5 separate regions of the Homo sapiens genome follow, and all the other regions are linked to region 4. The links are chromatin loops, found by intact Hi-C in ENCODE. Cell type or tissue: HepG2. All regions are shown on one strand.

Region 1 (4,000 bases), 140 kb after region 4:
ATGTAACTGACCCAGGAGCTGGAGAAACTGAAGGAAGCAAATCTGGTGAGAGCTGATGAAGCTGCATGCCCGGCTTCTGCTCAATGTCAATAATGTGAGCCAGAGAGCAGAAATCACTTGGTGAGCTGCAGTGGTGCCTGTGCTCTGCACTTTTGCCTGCACCGATCTTCAGTGCTTTAAAGGAATGTGATTGACGCTTAACTTCAGCCTTCCAAATCCCATCATGTGTGTTTCTGGTGGCCCACGCTAACCTGAAATTATGCAGAGACAGGGATCCTGGGAAACATAGCTCCTGCTTAGCTAAATTTGCACAGTGCAAATCTACCATACAAACTCATTTTTTTTACCCTAGAGTCAGTCTGAATTCATAGTTCTATAGTTTTTTTCTCTCATTCTAAATCTTTACCAGGTTCCTGAGGTCCACTCTTCAGCTCTGTTTTGGGGAGCACAGGCCTGATGGCTCTTCCCTGGCATTGCAGACACAGATTCAGAAAGACATGCTGTGGAGGATGGAAGGAAAATGCCATGTTGGAATCACAGCCTTCCCCGGATTAGGTTGCTTCTCCCCTTCCCCACTTGGGGCTGCAGCATGGTTCTCATTGTAGTTTCCAAGTAAACCGCCCTTACTTCCTGGCTTCCTCTAATCAGGGTGGCAGGGGGATGTGTCCACCTCTACAGCAGCCTTCCTGTGTTGACAACACTGTTTGTTCTTCCCATCTCCCTAGGGAGAAGCTGCCTTATCTTTTCCGTGCAATATGTTTGGAAAAAAACACATTTTTCTCTCTTAAAGGAATTGATTATTGTGCTTCTCAAGACTATAAAGAGAATATCTTCTGGACCCAAATACTGGCTTTAAAAAAATAATCTAGATTCCTAGATTATTCTTAGATTATTGCAAGAGAAGGGGATATTTTGGTGATTATTGGTAGTGCATTTTGAATCACTCTATGCACTAAAATATGGCATTTGAGTATGTGTGTGTATGAAAAAGAGACAGAGAGAGACAAATACGAACAGATAGATACAGATAGAAAGACGAAAAGAAATAATTTTAAGTTTTTTCCAATATCTTGACCTAAATCCCAAATTTCTTGTTTGTGCAGCTTCCTTGATCCTATACTGCTAGCAGTATAAGAAAGACTTGCCTGTATAGGCAGTTCTCTCCTCCACCCCGCATGCAATATGGATTAGTTAAGGAGCTCAGGGTTTTATCGTAAACTTTATTAAGCACTTGAATGCAACTAAAACTCAAAATTATCTCTGCACAGAAATTATTTGTTTTGGGGGTTCCTAAGCTAGGTCCATTGGATTCTGACAAAGCCTATTTAAGAAAAAAAGAGCCCTTAAAAATATATTTGTAATTGCAAGAAAATTTGTCATTAACTCTGTGTTACAAGTGTCTTTGTCAGGTGGATTCCTATCTTCCCTTCGATTTCTAACAGAAGGCAACAAAAGCTATCAGAATTTTCTCTTAATAACAGAATTCTATATGCATGACTATTGGTCTTTTTTCCTTCCTTGGTCTTTTCTGAGCAGTTAGTTGAGGAGAAGGTTGGGCTAGCTCTTGATCTTTCACTGATTATAATAATGTACTGTTTCATTTCCCTCCAAACATTGCATTGTAAAGTGAGATTATATGTTCATTTTCACTTTTGAGACAATATTTGTGAACCACAATCAGTTGTGTGTTTGTCTGCACATGTGTGTGTTTAGTGTCTTATTGTCCACAAAAACATTTTATGTTCTCAGTGTTAATTAAATAGGCATTTATAGAATTAATTTACTATGTTAAAAGTATTAGATTCTATTTGGAATTAGAGATGAGTCCTTAAGAATTTCCTAAGTTAGCAGGTGAGAGAGTGATGCAATTAACCAAAGATGCAAGTAGAAAGAATTAACTGTTTAAAGTAGGGCCAAACATAATATGTTTTGGGAGCTTAGAGAAAGAAGGAATTAATTAATTGATTACAGAATTGAAAGAAGCTTTATCAAGGTTATACTGAGATGAGTTGAGCCGTGAAAGATAAGTAGAAAGGAGACAGATAAATAAGCTTGTCTAAAGGAACCATATCAGCATTGTTTGGACCAAGAGCTCTTGTTTTTGTTTTTATAGTTATTTCTTCATGATCATTTTTTTTTAAGAACATTGCTAGAACACCACTTAGGAATGTGTTTGCCTGTTAAGCTATACATCAAAACACAGGATAATCTGATGTCCATGATCTAATACTCAGAGCAAACAAATATTAAGCAACTACTCTTCACCAAACACTTTGTGGGGATTTTCCCATTTAACCTTCCCAAGCAAGGGGGATACTGTAATTAAGTCTACTTGAGGCTTCAAGGGGTCAGGTGACTTGCAAAAGATTTGTCTAGTAGGTGGTGGAAAAAGAATTCAAAGCCAGGCAATTTTAATCTGGAGACTGAACTCTTAGACATTTTACACTGTGGTGCCTTAACAGAGCAATAGATGGCTGTTGTTCTAACATAGACAGATCTGAAATTTGCTCTGGTTCAAGTATGACTCCTCATTTGTCATCTAGGACATTCATGTTTCCTGGATGTGGTTGTGTGCTAGAATGAGTCAATTGGTCCTCACGCATCCTCTCCATGATCTTTATCACTGGGGCCCCTTTTTCCCCAGCTTGTTTCTATGCCATAAGAATAAAATTCGTGCCCCAGCTCTTTCCTTCAAAGCCTTCTGTTGTTTTTTCTTCTGATTTACATCAGAAATCACTTTAACATTCCAGTGATTTTTATTTCAAGTTTTATTTTCCAACTAAAGAAACATACAGTTTCAACAATCTACAAATCCTAATGAACACCCTTTCTGTTATGCCAAGAATGATGTTTTAAGGTACATCACAATCCCAGCAAGATTTTCTAAGATGTTATTTCAAAATAACATAACCTGCTTTTCTAAGGCTGCATTTTCTAGAAGGTTATCTCAGATTGAATGTCGCTAAGGCCTCAATTTTTAATTTCCTATAATATCCTTTCATTTTGTGTCCTGGATCCTGAATTTATGAGGAAAAAACATGAAACTAGTATTCAGCAATCCTTGTTCAGATCCTGACTCCACTATTTATCAATGGGCTAATATTGTCAAGACATAATAGGAACATAGGTCAGTTCTACTCCAAAGCCAATGTTGCTTCCACTAAACTGCAAAACCTTACTTTGAAAAGACTAAGCACTGTATTTTTCAAAAGTTCCAAGCAGGAAATGGGTTTTCTTTTCCTGTTGAGAAAAATCCCTGTTAAGAAACCCAGGATAATCAAACTACATCTTAACATAATGGGCTCAGGCTTCAATACTTCTCTTTACTAAATAGCATTCATTGGCTACCATGGCCTATGCACCTGGCCCTATATTTTATTTCCTCTGACTTAAGCTGTCCATTTTTCTTGCAGGTGGAAAATTACTAATATTAATACAGTCTTGGACCAGCTAATTAAGTGCAATGAGCCCTCCCAATGGGTGCAGAGCCTAATTGCATTTGCAAGCAGCCACCTGCAGGCATAAACTGTCGGCTTAACACTGCACATGGAGGGGGACAGCCAAATCTTCTAATACTGTCCAATTGTCCCTAAGGATATTGAATTTTTCAGAACACTCTGTGTGTGTGTGTGTGTGTGTGTGTGTGTGTGTGTGTGCGCGCACGCGCGCAAGTACTTGACACTCTGTGTGTGTGTGTGTGTGTGTGCAAGTACTTGATTTGTGCATACAAAACAGGGAATGTGGATGAGAAGGCAAAGAAAGATGGAGAATGGCAATAATCCCTATTCCAACCTAACCATAAAATTCAAACCCTTTGAAAATATATTCTTAAAATCATTACAAATGTATGCTCCCACTGTAGCATCCTAGTTATAATCTCTTCCTTAAAGAAGTTTGGAGCCCAGTTGTATGCCTAAAAATTACCATTAACTTACACAATACTGAACAAGCCAGGGCTGGTTTAAGTAGTATGCCTGCCTGTTAAGTTTCTTACTGAGTC
Region 2 (4,000 bases), 100 kb before region 4:
CAGAGCCCAGGCTCTAAGCCACTCTGTCATCTGCTGCCATGACACCAGCCACCTCTCAGTCTCTCCAACTAGGCTGTGATTTACTGAGGCAGGGACTGTGTCTTTAGCATTTTTAGCTTCTTGTGCCTGATCCATATTTTTTGCTCAATGAATACTAGTGAATAAGAGGATGGTTCAATGAATAAACTCTATAATTTGTAATATTTAAAAATTGGGACTTAGAAAGTTGTGAATTTAGGAAATAAAATCTGCATTGCCCACAATGCCTGACCACAAAATGAGGTTCATAATGCTCATCACAGAATTTAAACACCTGCACAGAACTTCCTCTTAAAATGATGAAAAATGCTTTGTAAAAGTGAAAATGGTAAAAACAAATGAAGACAGATTTCATTTCCAGAGAGAGACTTTATATCCTTTGTAGTTACATTCATAAATTTCATCCTGGTAAAACATTCATCTCGAATTCTTAATTTTTTAAGAAGGAAAATTACAATAAACCGTTTTAAATCTTTTTGTCAAACTCAGTATGTGCTTCCTTAAAAATAATGACACTCCTATTTGGACATTATATTCCAAGTGCCACAATCACTTAGTTTAATAGTTATTAAACAAACTATACACAAACCTTGGAAGCTAGACACTTCATCAAACATAATCAATTTCTTTAATTACAACAAATTGTTTTAATTATTCATTTCTCAAAAGTACAAAGCCACTTACCAATAAGGGTTAATTGACTTAAAAATATTTACCTTAAGGTGGATTTATTTGGTTGCTATCAGAAAAAAGATGATACTAGCACTTTTAAGAGTTCTGTTTAATGGGCATGTACTTCAAATTAATGGTATTACACATCTTAAAACATATACAATGTATATGCATTAATTATATTCAATAAATACTTGATATTTACTGGAAAAACTTTGTACCTTAATCAAAAATAAATATTTCAAACATATTGTAGCATTTGGAAAGGTCTTCTCAAAAGGCTGTACCCCTGGAAAGCTTCTGGAATTGCTTCAGCCAATCCTATTCTTCTTTCAACTCCAGAAGCTTTGTTAATTTGCATAATGGAGGTGAGAAATACATTTTCATTTTGGCCATTATTTGTGCTCAAAATATAAAGACTGGCTTACAGGATTGTACAGGTATGCCTCCTGTGACATGAATAGGGCATAAAATCTTACATCCTTTCCAGTAGAGCCATAGCCCTAAGTATCCAGTCCTGTCTTAAGCCATTTTTGTAATATTCTGACATTTGATCTCAGATTAACTGTATCCTACTGCTCAAAAATTTTCACATTTTTCTAAAGTGGTGATTTCCTGCAAAATACTATCACAGCATGCTGAAGGATCAAGAGTAAAGTCTTCACTTAGTTTACAGAAGAGGTCCATGCAGGTTTGCTAATAAAAATTTGTACATGTTGAGGAATTCAATCTGAGATTTATTTTTATTGTTAAATGTTACCTGGATAGCAAGGATGTGGGGAGACCTTGAGTTCTTATCCATTTCTAACTCCTCCCATCTACCAAACCTAACTAAATATTTGTCAATGACAAATTGACTTTGGTCAATTCACAACAGCTCTCTAAATGCAGAAACTTTAGATTAATGGCTAAGAAAGATTGCAAAGAATACTTGGTAACAAAACACTTATGCTTTAGTGTATCAGAGGTTAGGAATGCACAGTGTGATATGTGCTCTTGCATAATCATTTGCGCAAGTCTCCAGAGGATATTAATTATTAACCAACAGAATCATTTGAACACTCTGTGCCACTTTTACCTTCAGGCATTTCAAAGGGTTGCCTCCTTCCTGAACCTGACAATAGACTCATTGGTTATTGTTTAGAATTGTTTAGAATGGTAAATGCTTGTCTCTAAGTTATAAAAAACTGAACTGTCTGTTTCTCACTTAGTCATTCCTCACCTAAAGGCTCTCAGAATGCTGCCAGTTCTTTAGAATTCCAGAAAAAAATAGTTCAGAGAGGTTGCCTTTGATATTTTTTATGATCATTTTGCCTCCACGTGTAAAACAAACCCCTAAAAGACAGTTAAAACACTGAACTATTTTTGTAACACTCAGTGTTTTGACTAATTTTATAGATACCTTTTATTATGCTCTACTTTTTTTCTCCTCAGCCATCTGCTCTAATGAAACATATTTTTTCTCTATGGGGAGTACCCATGTTCCCTAGGACATTTTTCTCTAAGTAGAGAAAACTAGATCATGGTTTTACCATAGAATTGTTATACGTTTTCACATCAATCCTTTACATAAATATCTTACAAAAGGTAACAATTATGTACGTAAAATTCTACTCCTGGATGAAGTATATAATCTCTAGCTAGACCTAGAAAATAATATTGGTATAGTGTTTTCCAATTCACAAAGAGTCTCTGCATGTATGATCTTCTTCACTACATGTAAAAACTATATGATGTGAAATTATTAATCTATAATTATTATTTATATTATTATCAACATTTTACAGGTGAAGACATTGATATTCAAAGACATTAGTGACTTATCCAAGGCCACCTAGCTAGTAAATGCTAAAATACAAATTGTTTATCTGACTGCTCTTTCCTGTAGCCCTCATAGCCTTCTTAACCTTTCTTTTCTGTTGTCCTATATGTCAAACTTTATGCTAGTCTTTTACCTCTGTCCCCAGCTCAGGGTACACTGGTGTGCTTAAGTCCATTTGCAAAGTCCAAGCAATATCATTTGCTTCCTATCCAGAAAGGGTCCAGAAGTGCTCTGGAGCCAGAGAGCCCTGAGGGCATTGCTATAGCACATCCAGCATGGTGATCATCAGTTAACAGATGATAATCTACACATACAGAGGAGCCCGGCAGAGCTGCCTGCACAGGTGAGTCATCCCTCCGGTGAGTGGGGATGAAGACGGGCATCTTCTAGTAAAACCACTGCTCTTGGCACTCCATGATGCCCCTATGGTTGTCCTCTACTCATTCAAGTCCTCAGAGCCTCTTCGTTCTGAGAGCCACACTTGAACCAGCAAACTCCCTTTCAGAATGTGATTCTCTGCTCTGTTCTTATAAATGTGGCTTCTCTCTTCCTCACATACAAGCCTACAACATGCTTTTTTCCAAAACAGGAGATCCTGACCTAGAATTCATGGAATTAACTCAAATGAAGTGCAAACTGTTGTATGTATGTGCATAAGTATGTTTTTCTTTTCTTTTCTTTCTTTCTTTCTTTTTTTTTTTTAGACAGAGTCTCACCCTGTTGCCTAGGCTGGGGTGCATTGGTACAATCTCAGCTCACTGCAACCTCTGCCTCCTGGGTTCAAACGATTCTCCTGCCTCAGCCTCCCGAGTAGCTGGGATTACAGGCACCCACCACCACACCCGGCTAATTTTTGTATTTTTAGTAGAGAAGGGGTTTCAACATGTTGGCCAGGCTGGTCTCGAACTCTTGACCTCAGATGATCACCCGCCTCGGCCTCCCAAAGTGCTGGGATTACAGGCGTGAGCCACCATGCCCAGCCATAAGTGTGTTTTTCAGAAGAGAAGATTTTAGCTTTTATCATATTCTCAAAGGGGCCTGTGGAAAAAAAAAATTACTAATAATATTTAGAATGAGTGATAGATCTAGAAACCAAACTCAGACCATTTCACTCTAAAGTGCCTATTACTCATTTCTTTCTTGATTTTTCACTTTCTAACTGGGTGACCCTGAACAATTTGTTCAACATTCCTGAGTCCAATTTATTTTTGATAGTCATGCCAGACTTTCATTTCCACGAATATGGCATAGGCACATTTTTCCTATTCCTATTGATAAGTACAATAAAAGCCCCAGACATTATGTATTAGGCAAATGTAAGAAGACTATAAAAGGAGAAAATATAAAGACAAGCCAGTTCGGGATGCCTAGACCTAGTGAAATCACATGGCAGTAATTGTCGTGGGCTTCCTTTTTGCTTCACGTATCTCAGACATGAAGCTGCAGAAGCCGGAAACCTATAAATAC
Region 3 (4,000 bases), 230 kb after region 4:
GACATTCAATCATGTATACTTCATTTTGGGACTGAGCTGGACTACACTGCAGAGAGTTTTAGAGACTCTTTCATGCTAGGAATAATAAAGGAAACAGTTATTTTAAGTGCAATTAATGAAGTGCCAGAGGATTCCATTCACAAAAGAATGCAGGGGGAAAGATATTATTTGGTTGTGAATTCACTTTGTCCTTCCAGGCTCTACAAATCTTCAGAAACTTTAAAATTCCAATTCTGTGATAAAACTTGGATGAGTTGCATAGAGATTATTTGATCTAATGTTGCAGGCAAGAAAAATAAGAACCAAGACATTTAAATGACTAATGGTGAGCTCATTTAACTGCTTATCAGCAAAGCTATTGGATATAACATTGATTTCCAATAGATAATTTATTTTAGGAACAGCAAGTATAATCCGTTGTTAAGCAGCACATCATATGGCAGGAGAATTGCAATTTCACAAGCATTTACTTGACATTGAACATTTAATTTAAAAGTTTGCATCAACTAGAAAGCCCCTAATGGAATATCTGGCTCAAGCTCCAGATGGCTTACTGCTCCTCCCTCACAATCTACCATGCCAATAAAAATGAACATTGTTACCCAAGCAGGTAGAGACAAACAGCATCATTTTCTTGCACAGATAAGTGTATGTGTAACTGTGGACACAGTTGTTTGTGTACCAAAATGAGATTTTCAAGAAGTGAAGATGAAATTATAGATCTGCAAACCTATATAATGTCCTAAGAAATGGCATGGTCTCAGCTACCCTGTTGGTATTTAACACTCAATATTTCAAATGCCAATATTTTGATATATTATTTAGTTGAGGAAAGGAGATACCACTATACCTGTGAGTCTTAATGAGAGTACCTTGCAAACTTTAATGTCAACTGGGGATCTTGTTTAAATCGCAGATTCAGGACCACGCGGTGGCTCACGCCTGTAATCTGAGCTCTTTAGGAGCTTGAGGTAGGAGGATTGCTTGAAGCCAGTTCAAGATCACCCTGCACAACATGGCAAGACCTCGTCTCTACAAAATAAGAAAAAAAAAAATTAGCCCAAGTGTGGTGGTGCCACCTGTAGTTCCAGCTACTCAAGAGGCTAAGGTGGGAGGATTGTTTGAGCCCAGGAATTTGAGGTAAGAGTGAGCTATTATCATGCCACTGCATTCCAACATGGGTGACACAGCAGGAGCCTATCTCTAAAAAAAGAAGGAAAAAAAAATTCAGATTCAGTAGGTCTTGGGTGGGGTCTGAGATGCTGCCTAGGTGGTGCTGTGCCATCGCTGTTGCTGCTGCTACTGCTTCTTGGACCACACTTTAAGTAGCAAGATCTAGTAGATTTGTATATGAAGATGAGTAGTGGAAAGACCCTGGAGGCAGAACTACAGGCACCTAAGCTTTTTTTCTACCACTTACTAGGTGAATAATCTTAGGACAATCCTTGAACCACTTTGAGGATAGTTTTCTCTTGAGAAAAATTAAATAATAATAATGATACTTGTTCCAAGCAAATGAGAAAATACATGGGCAAGTGGTTTTGAAAAGCCAGTCTATGTAAATAATTGCTAGCTATGGATATCATTCTGCTACGGACTCAATCTGAACTGTTAAGGGAAAATGCTTTATGGTTACTTGCTAGGGAAAAGTTTCTCAATAAAACTCAGAGAGTGAATTTTTCTCTATCTGAACTTGATAATCAAATTTCTAATAGATTTTTGGAAAGAAAGTGTCTTGAAGGACACTTTGAAGAGAAAGTGGCTTGGTGGCTAATGTGCCGACAAACACAAGAGCATATTTAACCTTCATGCACTGTGTTTGGTCTTCTTGAGGTTTAATTTAACTGATGACATTCATAGGCTACAGTGTAAAAAGTGAACCTGACAGTAATAACTGTGCAAGCTATTTGCTTTATTATAGACTTAGGACTTTGGAGTGCTTTCCAGACAATGGTGGGTCTTGAAAAGATGGTACTGCAAGCTGTGCAAACATACAGTGTGTGCAGGCAAACTTCTGCTTGGTTAATGGATATCTCACAGCTGAGCAAACCGAAGGGCTGTTTGTTAGGCCTCCTTTCCCTTCCATGGTAAACCAAACAGGAAAGTGAATTCCATTGGGATAACCCACAGGGTGCCTCTCTTAGGTAAACAGCAGATTTGTAAAAAGCTCTCTGTGCACACTGTCCCTGTTTACATCACAAATGACCTTCCTGGAGCATTTTAAGCTTCCAGCGCAGGTAATGGAAGGGATAGATTTATCTGTTACACTATAGCCCTCTTTATCTCCCTTGCCTCCTCCCTTCTATCCACTAAATAAAAGCAGTAAGACCACTCCAATTTATAATCTGTCCTATATTAATGGAATGGGAATGATTTCACAATAACAGCTGTAAAGAATCCATACAACTAATAAAAATGGGACCATACTTGATTCTGAGTGTCCTGATAATACTTCTTCACTAACAAGACAATATCTCAGCAATGCAAGAAGTGCTCAGTGTTTATTTTATAAAACTATCTGAAGACAAAAGCCAAGAATAATATGCTCTCTTGCATTAATAAAGAAGAGATTACCTCTAGCAAGCAGTTTAAAAATATTTGTTCTTATAGCTCATTGGTGAAGACCGCAGCCATCTACTCAGACCTTTGTTCAAATTCCAGTTTCATGTCTTTTCATTTGTATGATCTTGGATTATTTACTTAATTTCTTATACTTCAGTCTCATCATCTGTAAAATGGGGTAACACTAGCGTGCATGGAGTCATCGTGAGGCTTAAATAAGATATTTTATATATAATGTTTAGTACAAGACTTGGTACATAGTAAATGCTCAAAAATACTGCTTATTCTTACTAGCATTATCTGCATGCTAACCCACTGACTTCACAGTATTACCTACAAACTGATGGTATCCATTTTCTGGGGCCAGAAGTTTATAGAAGCAACCTCTAGGGTCTTGTGGATGTCTGCATTCAGGATATATTGATAGTCATAATGACAGCGGCTACCATTAATTGAGGAAGACAGAGCCAAGTGTTTTACATGTGTCAGTTCTCAGGACAGCTCTAAGATATTTCATCCTCATTTACAAATGAAGAAAGCAAGATGTAGAGACTGCTATGTTTTGATTATGGCTTGTCCTCTCCAAAACTCTTGTTGAAATTTTATCTCCAGTGCATGAGTGTTAGGAGCTGGGGCCTAATGGGAGATGTTTGGGTCATGGGGGCAGTTCCCTCATGAATAGATTAATGCCCTCCTGTGGGAGTCAATGAGAGCATGGTGTTAAAAAAGAGTCTGGCTTCCTCAGTTTCTCTCTTTTGTTTCCTTCCTTGCCGTGTGATCTCTCTGTACTTTCCCACTTCCCTTTCACTTTCCACCAAGAGTGGAAGCAGCATGAGGCCTTCACCAGAAGCTGAGTAGATGGCCTTGCCATGCTTCTTATACTTCCTAGCCTACAGAACTGTGAGCGAAATTATCCTCTTTTCTTTATAAATTACCCATCCTCAGGGATCCTGTTAGAGCAACACAAAAATGGACTAAGAGATGTGCCTGGAAGGTTGTAGAGTCAACATTTGAACTTCTGGATGTCAAACCTTTGTGCCGCTCAATCTGACATGCTAATTAACACACATGCTAAAGCTGATATGGTTCACACTTGGCTTGGGTTTACTCACACCCAACAGTTGTACACTGCTGAGAGTATTTGGAAACTTTCTGGTGTTCATATTCCTTCCAGAAAATGATAGAATTTAGGGAGGTTACAACACTCGATTTGTGAAAATAATTCCTTCTATCCAAAACAGAGGTTCCTAATTGTTTTAAGGACATGCTTTGACTTGTATGGAGAAAGATCTACAGAAAGCTTTCACTCTGACAGGGAAGACATCTCTGTCATCATCATTTATCCATAAGTCTTATTTTCATGTATCAAAACAAATACCCATAGCATGATTTCAGGCTTCCATGGCCAGCCAAATAAGGTCATCTCTACCTGTTCATC
Region 4 (4,000 bases):
CATTATAAGAAAGACATGGAATACCATATATACATGTCTATACTAATTCTTTACACAAGATAGAAATATAATAAAAGATTGCTATCATGATTTTTTTTAATCTTCGGGGCAAATTAGTTGTTAATATGACACAGGAAGACAAAACATCAATATAATTAGTGCCTCATTATACCATTAGAAAATGACAAGAATGTTTCAAGGAAAATTTTTAAACTTTATCTTGGCAGAAAGTATTTAATTTCTGGTATTATAGAGAATAATTCCAGAATGGGATTTTGGGTGTGGGCTCTAAGGATAAGGGTTCCAAAGATTTGTCATTTTCGGAGAAACATACTAATTCTTCAAAGTTCATCCAACAAATGATTTTGGAGCAATTACAAAATTCCAGTCACTGTTGCAGCAAAGAATCAGACAGTTTATCCTCATGACTATTAGTGGAGATGGATCATAAATAAGTAAGCAATTAAATTAATAAGATATGTTTGGGAGGCCGAGGTGGGTGGATCCCCTGAGGTCAGGAGTTTGAGACCAGCCTGACCAACATGGCGAAACCCCGTGTCTACTAAAAATACAAAATTAGCTGGGCATGGTGGCACATGCCTGTAATCCCAGCTACTTGGGAGGCTGAGGCAGGAGAATCACTTGAACCTGGAGGTGGAGGTTGCAGTGAGCCAAGATTGTGCCATTGTACTCCAGCCTGGGCAACAAGAGTGAAACTCTGTCTTGGAAAAAAAAAAAAAAAAAAGATGTTTTTATCAATAAGTGCTGAGGTAAAACACAGAACAGGGTAAGGAGAGAGAGTGGTGGGCGTCAGGTGCTGCTTTAGATCAGGAGGCTAGGAAAGGCCACATTGAGGAAGGCATATGTAAGCAGAGAACCCTGTGCAGGAGTCATTTATCAAAGTCCCTGGGGAAAGAGACTTCCAGGCAGAGGGAAAAGCAAGTACAAAGGCACTGAGTCAGATATGAATTTGGCAAATTTGAGTAACAGCAAGGAACTCAAAGTTCCTAAAGGGTAGGAATCTGGGGATTTGGGGAGGAGGAGTGATATTGGTGGAGGTTACAGAGACAGGCAGGGGCCAGACCCTCTGTATTTCATCCACTCACTGTTAGTGTTAGAAGCCTCGGAATGTGCCTTATGGGCGGCTGGAGGGTTAAATTACTTCTCTAAGATTACTCAGAACTAGAGTTGAGCAAGAATCCAAGTTTTCTGTTTCTGTTTTCCATGCTGCCTAACTTTAAATAATATATATCAAGTCCATTACCAAGTCTGGGTATGATTTAATACTAATGATTATAATTCAGCCAAAGAGAATAAGAAAATAGGCAATAAAGAGGTGTTATTATGATGAAGAAATTCTCAAACTTCACAACTAGAACAATTTTGGAAAGAACTGAATATTTTGAAACAGATGCCAAACACTGTTTGAAGATACTTTTGATAGTTATTTAGCTATAAACCTCCTGATAACAAAAAACACACGGCGTGGCCACTTTCCTGCACTCTAATTTTCCCTGGAGCCCAGGTGGCGGCTCACGCCTGTAATTTCAGCACTTTGCGAGACCAAGGTGGGCAGATTGCTTAAGCCCAGGAGTTTGAGACCAGCCTGGGCAACAGAGTGAGACCCTGCCTCTATTAAAAATAAATAAATAAGTCCAAAACATATGGTGAGACAATGCAGTGAGATTGAGCAGTGCTGAGGATGTGGATATGATTATATAGTGACACAAAGTGTTGTAACAGATAGGGGCCAAGGGGCTGGGGTTAGCAGCATTCAGGTAAAGATGCTTCATCATTACATATCCAGTAAGGGTACAGTATCACAGGAGAATAAGAGCACAGAGTCTGCAGTCGCCCCCAACTTTGTCACTTATGCTGGAGAAGTGACCCAAGCAAGTTACTTAACATTTGTGTATATCAGTTTCCTTACCTGTAAAATGAGGATAATACTAGCCATGTCTTTGTTCTCATCACTGCCACAACTCCCCTCCCCCTTAACCTCTCAATCACAGCCGCTTCTAATACCATACATTCCCCAAATGAGAGGAATAGGAACACAAGCGAAGAGGGACATGTGGGTTGTAGATAATGCAAACAAGGCAGGCTGAAATAGACTTTAAGTTTGTACATTCCCAGTGAGATGACTGTCACTGTGGTGCAACAATTACATCTCGATCACGATCTCTGACACATTCCATTAAACACCCTTGTTTTATTTCAATACTCACTAAGCTAATATGTGACCCTCAATTGACCTGACTATAGGGAAAGATGTACAGACTCAATAGAGCTTTGTTCCTGATTTCTATGAAGGTACATTCTCATGGTCCGTGTTTGCATTGGCTCTCTGACCTTGAGTAGTATTGTCATGTAGTTTGAGTAAAGGGAGAGATAGTGTTTTACATGCCTATGTGAATATTTCTAGTCTGTGTGACAGATGGTTTATTGTTCTTGGATAAACTGGCTTTCATGAATGAATGAATGCAATTTACAAATAGGCAGAATGATCCTAACTACAGCATAAAAATGTCACTTCATTCCAATCCTTCTAAATCAAGATTTCCCGGTGTGAACTACTTAGACTGGGGGAATTTCTTCTCAGCTGACAGTCACATTTGCTGTTAGTTAACTCCAAAGAAAGCCTGAAATTTTGGTAGGAAGTGAAAGCTCTGAAAATTGAACTGGGTCAGTTTGTTGTCTACCACATATGGCCAGCCTTCATTCTCAGGTTTGAGTGTCACTAACTTGAGTAGAAGAAAAGAACACATGCACTTAGGGTTCTTCTTATAGTTTTCCATGGAAATGTCCCTTTTTGCTTAAAGGCACCAAAAATAAAAAAAAAATCATAAGCTGTACCTCCTAGTAACACTTATTAAAAGAAGGCTCTATTGTGGGGACAACCTTCATTATATATTTTTGCTCCAATGTTTTTTATTATTAGTTCATTCGATAATAAATTGTTGAGATTTTACTGTATCCTATATCCTAGGCACTGGTTATCTTTAGGGATTTAAAGAGGAATAAGAGAATGTTTGTACCAAAAGCTTTTAGAGCTTATAGGGAAGAATACAAAGAAAAACTTAAGATTTCATTTATTTCCCATCATTCCAATAAGATCATTGGCAAAGATAAATAAAATGGGACTTTGTACAAAGAAGTAACTACCTATAAATTAAAGCGAACCAATTATTTAGGGGAAGCAGATTGATCTTGATTCTAAAACCTGAAAACATTCTATTTAGGGAAAGAATAGAGTAATCCCAGCACTTTGGGAGGCCAAGATGGGTGGATCACTTGAGGTCGGGAGTTCAAGACCAGCCTGACTAACGTGGTGAAACTCCATCTCTACTAAAAATACAAAAAATTAGCCGGGCATGGTGGCGCTTGTATGTAATCCCAGCTACTTGGGAGGCTGAGGCAGGAGAATTGCTTGAACCTGGGAGGTGGAGGCTGCAGTGAGCTGAGATCACACCACTGTACTCCAGCTTGGGCAACAGAGAGAGACTCCATCTCAAAAAAAAATAGAGTATTATTATTAACATCCTCAATAAGATCCTTAGAGTAAACATAACCATATTTTTCACAGGACTGCCTCTCAGTATGCGATGAAGCACAGCTCTCTATAAACCATTTGCATGAGCGGGAGGGAGACAAATAGTGAACTCTGCATTACTGGCTGTTTAATAGTCTGTCATGATAGAAAGAGCAGGATTTTCAAATTGCTGCATGGAGACAGATAGAGTTTGAGATCTCTAAACCTACTCCCAGGTCCCCATCACGGCTTGTGAGTGAGCAGTGGAAAGGGCCAGACAGTGATGTTCCAGTTTCCATCAGACAACTGTAGCTTTTATCTGTTTTATAACATGGACTTCCTTGTCAGGTTTTATTGAACAAATGATTCTTATGGCTTAAAACAACTTTAAAATTATTTATCTAAGGGAATGTTTGTGGTAAAATCAAATTTCCACTTTAAAATGTATATAATATTGATAATCCAAGG
Region 5 (4,000 bases), 250 kb after region 4:
CGCTCCGAGAGGGCAAGTGTCTTCATTGATCCTGCACTCCTACAGCAAGGATAGAACAAATGCAAGGCAAGTGCATGCCAACACCCCTCCCTCATCAGAAGCAGGCATTTCTTATTGATCACAGAATGCTTTTATTCTGATCCTAGATTTGGCTTGAACACACTCACTCTTGTGCTCAAAGCGGCCACCACTAATTTACTATGTTGGCAAAGGAGAAGAAATGGACTTGCCTTTTCTGCCCTATCATTTACCACAGTGCTATCAAATGTTTTTAATGAAGTTTAAAATGATTTTTATAAATCAACACAGACAATACAGATAATACAGACAATAGGTCTGTAATAGGACATTCTTGCACTGCTATAAAGAAATACCTGAGACTGGGTAATTTATAGGAAAAGAGGTTTAACTGGCTCACAATTCTGTAGGCTTTATAGGAAACACATTAGCATTTGCTTCTGGGGAGTCTTCAGGAAGCTTTTACTCATGGCAGAAGGCAAAGGGGGAGCAGGTATCTCACATGGTGAAAGCAGGAGTGAGAGAGAATGGAGGGGGAGGTGCCACACACTTTTAAATGACCAGATCGTATGAAAAATCACTCACTATCATTAAGACAGTACCAAGCTATGAGGAATCCACCCCCATGATCTAAACACCTCCCATCAGGCCTCACCTCTAGCATTGGAGATTACACTTCAACATGAGATTTGAACAGAGACAAATATCCAAACTATATCAAGGTCTTATTTTCCTAGAATGGTAAGAAAAATATAGCCACAAATTTACAAGAGATCTAATGTGGTAAGATGTGAGCACAAAAACATTTCTGTGTCTTGACACTTTTCTCTATTCCTAAAATCTTCCATATCCTTCTAATCATTTCCTCTAACCCTGGGAATCTGCACATGAGGATTGCACATAAATTCTTGTTCACATAAATGTTTACAGCAGTCACTGTGAGGCTGGTTTGCACAGATGCAATATGTACACAACATTGGTTTTCACCCTCAAATACAAAATGCTGTCAAAATAACAAAGAAATTGATTTTGATTTACTATTGCATAGCAAATAACACTTGGACATTCACATGGAGCTTTAGTTTGTAAAAGGTAAGCTAAGAACTCAGACCTAATCAACACTCACCTACGGAGCAGGAATTTGGCAAGTTATTACTCAGTGAGTGAAAAAAAGGATCAATTTTACCACGTTCCTATTATTTGTTCCTTCTCTTCAAAGAACTTATAATCAAATATGGAATACAAATGATTAAATAGCTAGTGTCCATAAAACAGTTTTCCACCTCTTTTCCTTTCACTCATGCTACTTTCTTGGTCTTTGTTGCCCTTTTTCATCTCTGTTACCCATCTGGCATAATTCTTCTCATTCTTTGAAGGCTAACTCAATGTTATCTTTTGTATTGAGTCTTTCAAACCTGTGTCAACTAGCAGAATTTAATGTCATTTCATTTCTGCTTCCTTAGTACTATATTCTTAGTTCAATTATTTCAGAGGGTACCTTTAATTATGGCTAATAATTTATGCTTCTTTCCCCCAATTTTATCCTTCAGGGTGAGAATTATATTTTCTTCATTTTTTTTTTTAATTCTAGAATTGAGAGTAGGTATGTATTATGTCATAGTCTGGGTTTCCCAGAAACCAAAGACTATGGTAAAAGCTTGTATGCATTTTTATTAGCGAGTAAAATTTCTGGGAACAGAAGGAAAAGGGATAGCTGGATGTGGATGTGGAAAAGGAAAAAAGAATTTGCTATGGATTGCACTACTGTCAGCTACTAAATGTGAATGACTGTTTAATCTCACAAGATAGTCTCTTTAAAGATCATCTAGCCAACACTTTTTAGAGCAGTCTATACTTGAGGAAAAGGATAGAAAAGTTTATTCACCAATTTCTGTCGTCTATTGGTGAGTTTTGCCCCATATAGCCTGAAGCGGCTCATACTTCTGTATTGTACATGTACGGGCGCAAATGAATTGTTGCAGTCTTTATTGCCTCACTATCCAGAGGGAAGATCCAGTGCAGGAGGAGAAAGGGGCTGACATGGGCATCAATAGAGTGCTGGCAGTTTATACTTGCTGGAGTGTGTATGAGTCCACACAGAGTTAGTTTACACAACAGTGATGACTGGATCAAAGGACAAGTGAGGCTGAGAGGATCTGAAATGCCTCAGAAGAGATGCCTGATTCACAGCATGTATGTAATAATTTTTACAATTGATTTGACTACAAGGTAGTATATAGTGATACATAAAATTGAGGCATACATAATGTCTTGTGGGATCAATTAGCACTGCCAGGGAATAAAGAAAGTGTTTTGAAGGAGGAAGAAAGTGTTTTGAAGGAGGCACATAATTTCCATAGGTAAAAGGGGCTCATGGGCAAGGCATTCAAGGCAGAAGAAATGAATTTAAAAAGAGAATGTGAAAAGCACATGGAGAGTTCAGGAAATGGAAGAAAGCTCCACTGAACTCAGAGCATGGACTGATTATTAAAGAAATAATGAGGTTGGAAAGTTAATAAAAGTCCTTGAATTAATTCAGTCAATAAATATTTTACTGAACACCTACTATGTTCCAGGCACTGGAAAAATAGTAATGGACAAATCCCATGCTAAACTGTTTGGACTCTCTTCAGGATATAGTAAAGAGCTAGAGAAGGATTTCCTTTCAAGGTAGGTAACTAAAGCCTGCACACTATAGGGCACAAAGCAAATAAATGGCAAATCTCCTTTCTGTGTGTCAGTTGAAGGACTAGTTAATCACATTATACAGGAAATGTTATGCAGGAAAAAAATTTATTTTCACGTTGGGAAGTGACTTTCTCTGCCAGGGAGCATACATAGACCTTCCAACCTCTACTGCTTGGCAGAAAGTGCTCTTTACTGCAGATAATGGAGGCACAAGACAGGTAACTCAACTTAGCAAGTAAGATGCACAAGTACTAAGCAGACAGTGCTTGAAATAAGGGCAAACATTTAAAGAGCATCACATGCCTTTTGCAAAGGGAATTGGAGAGGCAACACTCAATATAAGACCATTGATAAATAAAAAGTATGCATTTTAAGCAAACTTTTAGCAGGTGCAAATGCAGTCCATAAGGTTGCTCATAAATTCAAAAATGATCTTTAAACCAAGATCTATGAATTCTAGACCAGGTAGAATTAGATGAAAATAATGCAGGATACATTTGAAAAGCAGCACATGAAGAAAGGTGCTGTGTTGAATCAGAAGAGAGACTGCCTTTACTTTTACTGTAATTAGCAAGAAGTAAGTAGACCATATTACACTTAACATTACTGGATTCCCAAATGATTGCCTGCAGTTGGGCTCAGGTTAATGCAAAATTGAATATACTACTTTGAACCATATGAAATTGTTTTTTATAAATAAATAATGTTCACACATCAGAAACTGCATGATTCAAAAATATGTAGTTCTCAGTTTTCAAATGGTGGAGTAAGAACCTCTGAAAATCAGCTTCTTTATAAAAGAAATGAGAAACTGAAAATTAACTAAAAGCTTGCAAATATTGCAAGGGATTTTTCCCTTGGAATGTCATTTTCCTGAATAAACTATGAGTTTATGGTATTTTACCTTGCCCTGATCTGATCACTCTTTCCACAGCTCCCTGGTGGACTTTTAAAAAGCATCCTCAAAACTACAGTAGCTGTGAAAACCAATCACTTATCATCCACTGGATAGACAAGTTTAGAGTGCCTCAAAAAGCTTCATTGCTAGAGAACTGTCACTATTTCATCTGCCTAGCAGCTCATTGAAAAATCCCAGTTCTCAGGGTTTGTCTTTATTTGACCTGACTCAGAACTTGCTCTATGCCAACAGTGCTATCCATGAGGCATTTTTCAAAAATAATCAATGACAATTTGTTTAATATCAAAGCTGCCTGAGGAGGCATAGTCTCGGGAATATATTAAAGCTAACAAATGAATGAGAAAAAAAAGAAAAGAAGAAAAAATTAGAAATGAA

Evidence for each region. A loop is a pair of places that touch in the nucleus more often than their neighbours do. Peaks named below come from ENCODE experiments on the same cell type or tissue, not always from the same donor. Only the 100,000 strongest peaks of a DNase experiment are listed, where the experiment ranks them.
Region 1: a loop joins it to region 4, with 6 times the contacts of the local background. A loop is called at or near these places in 4 of 110 quality-filtered maps.
Region 2: a loop joins it to region 4, with 6 times the contacts of the local background. A loop is called at or near these places in 8 of 110 quality-filtered maps.
Region 3: a loop joins it to region 4, with 10 times the contacts of the local background. A loop is called at or near these places in 2 of 110 quality-filtered maps.
Region 5: it touches region 4 in a loop (4-fold over the local background); 2 of 110 quality-filtered maps call a loop at or near these places.

Annotation. Positions count from the first base shown.
Region 1 is chr3:30,346,351-30,350,350 of GRCh38, reverse strand. It overlaps a transcript of LOC101927995 not described here. Among named protein-coding and RNA genes, the nearest start is that of LINC01985, 170 kb to the left of the region's middle. RefSeq lists a cis regulatory region at 737-754 and an enhancer at 674-818. In HepG2, no CTCF peak of the experiment used is centred here; DNase peaks (open chromatin) are centred at 100, 640, 2,280 and 2,540.
Region 2 is chr3:30,595,158-30,599,157 of GRCh38, reverse strand. No RefSeq gene overlaps it. Among named protein-coding and RNA genes, the nearest start is that of TGFBR2, 9.4 kb to the left of the region's middle. RefSeq lists a cis regulatory region at 1,741-1,754 and enhancers at 1,675-1,819, 1,498-1,997. In HepG2, no CTCF peak of the experiment used is centred here; a DNase peak (open chromatin) is centred at 1,727.
Region 3 is chr3:30,257,128-30,261,127 of GRCh38, reverse strand. No RefSeq gene overlaps it. Among named protein-coding and RNA genes, the nearest start is that of LINC01985, 260 kb to the left of the region's middle. In HepG2, no CTCF peak of the experiment used is centred here; DNase peaks (open chromatin) are centred at 1,167 and 2,047.
Region 4 is chr3:30,491,157-30,495,156 of GRCh38, reverse strand. No RefSeq gene overlaps it. Among named protein-coding and RNA genes, the nearest start is that of LINC01985, 26 kb to the left of the region's middle. In HepG2, no CTCF peak of the experiment used is centred here; a DNase peak (open chromatin) is centred at 2,276.
Region 5 is chr3:30,240,017-30,244,016 of GRCh38, reverse strand. No RefSeq gene overlaps it. Among named protein-coding and RNA genes, the nearest start is that of LINC01985, 280 kb to the left of the region's middle. In HepG2, no CTCF peak of the experiment used is centred here; a DNase peak (open chromatin) is centred at 2,106.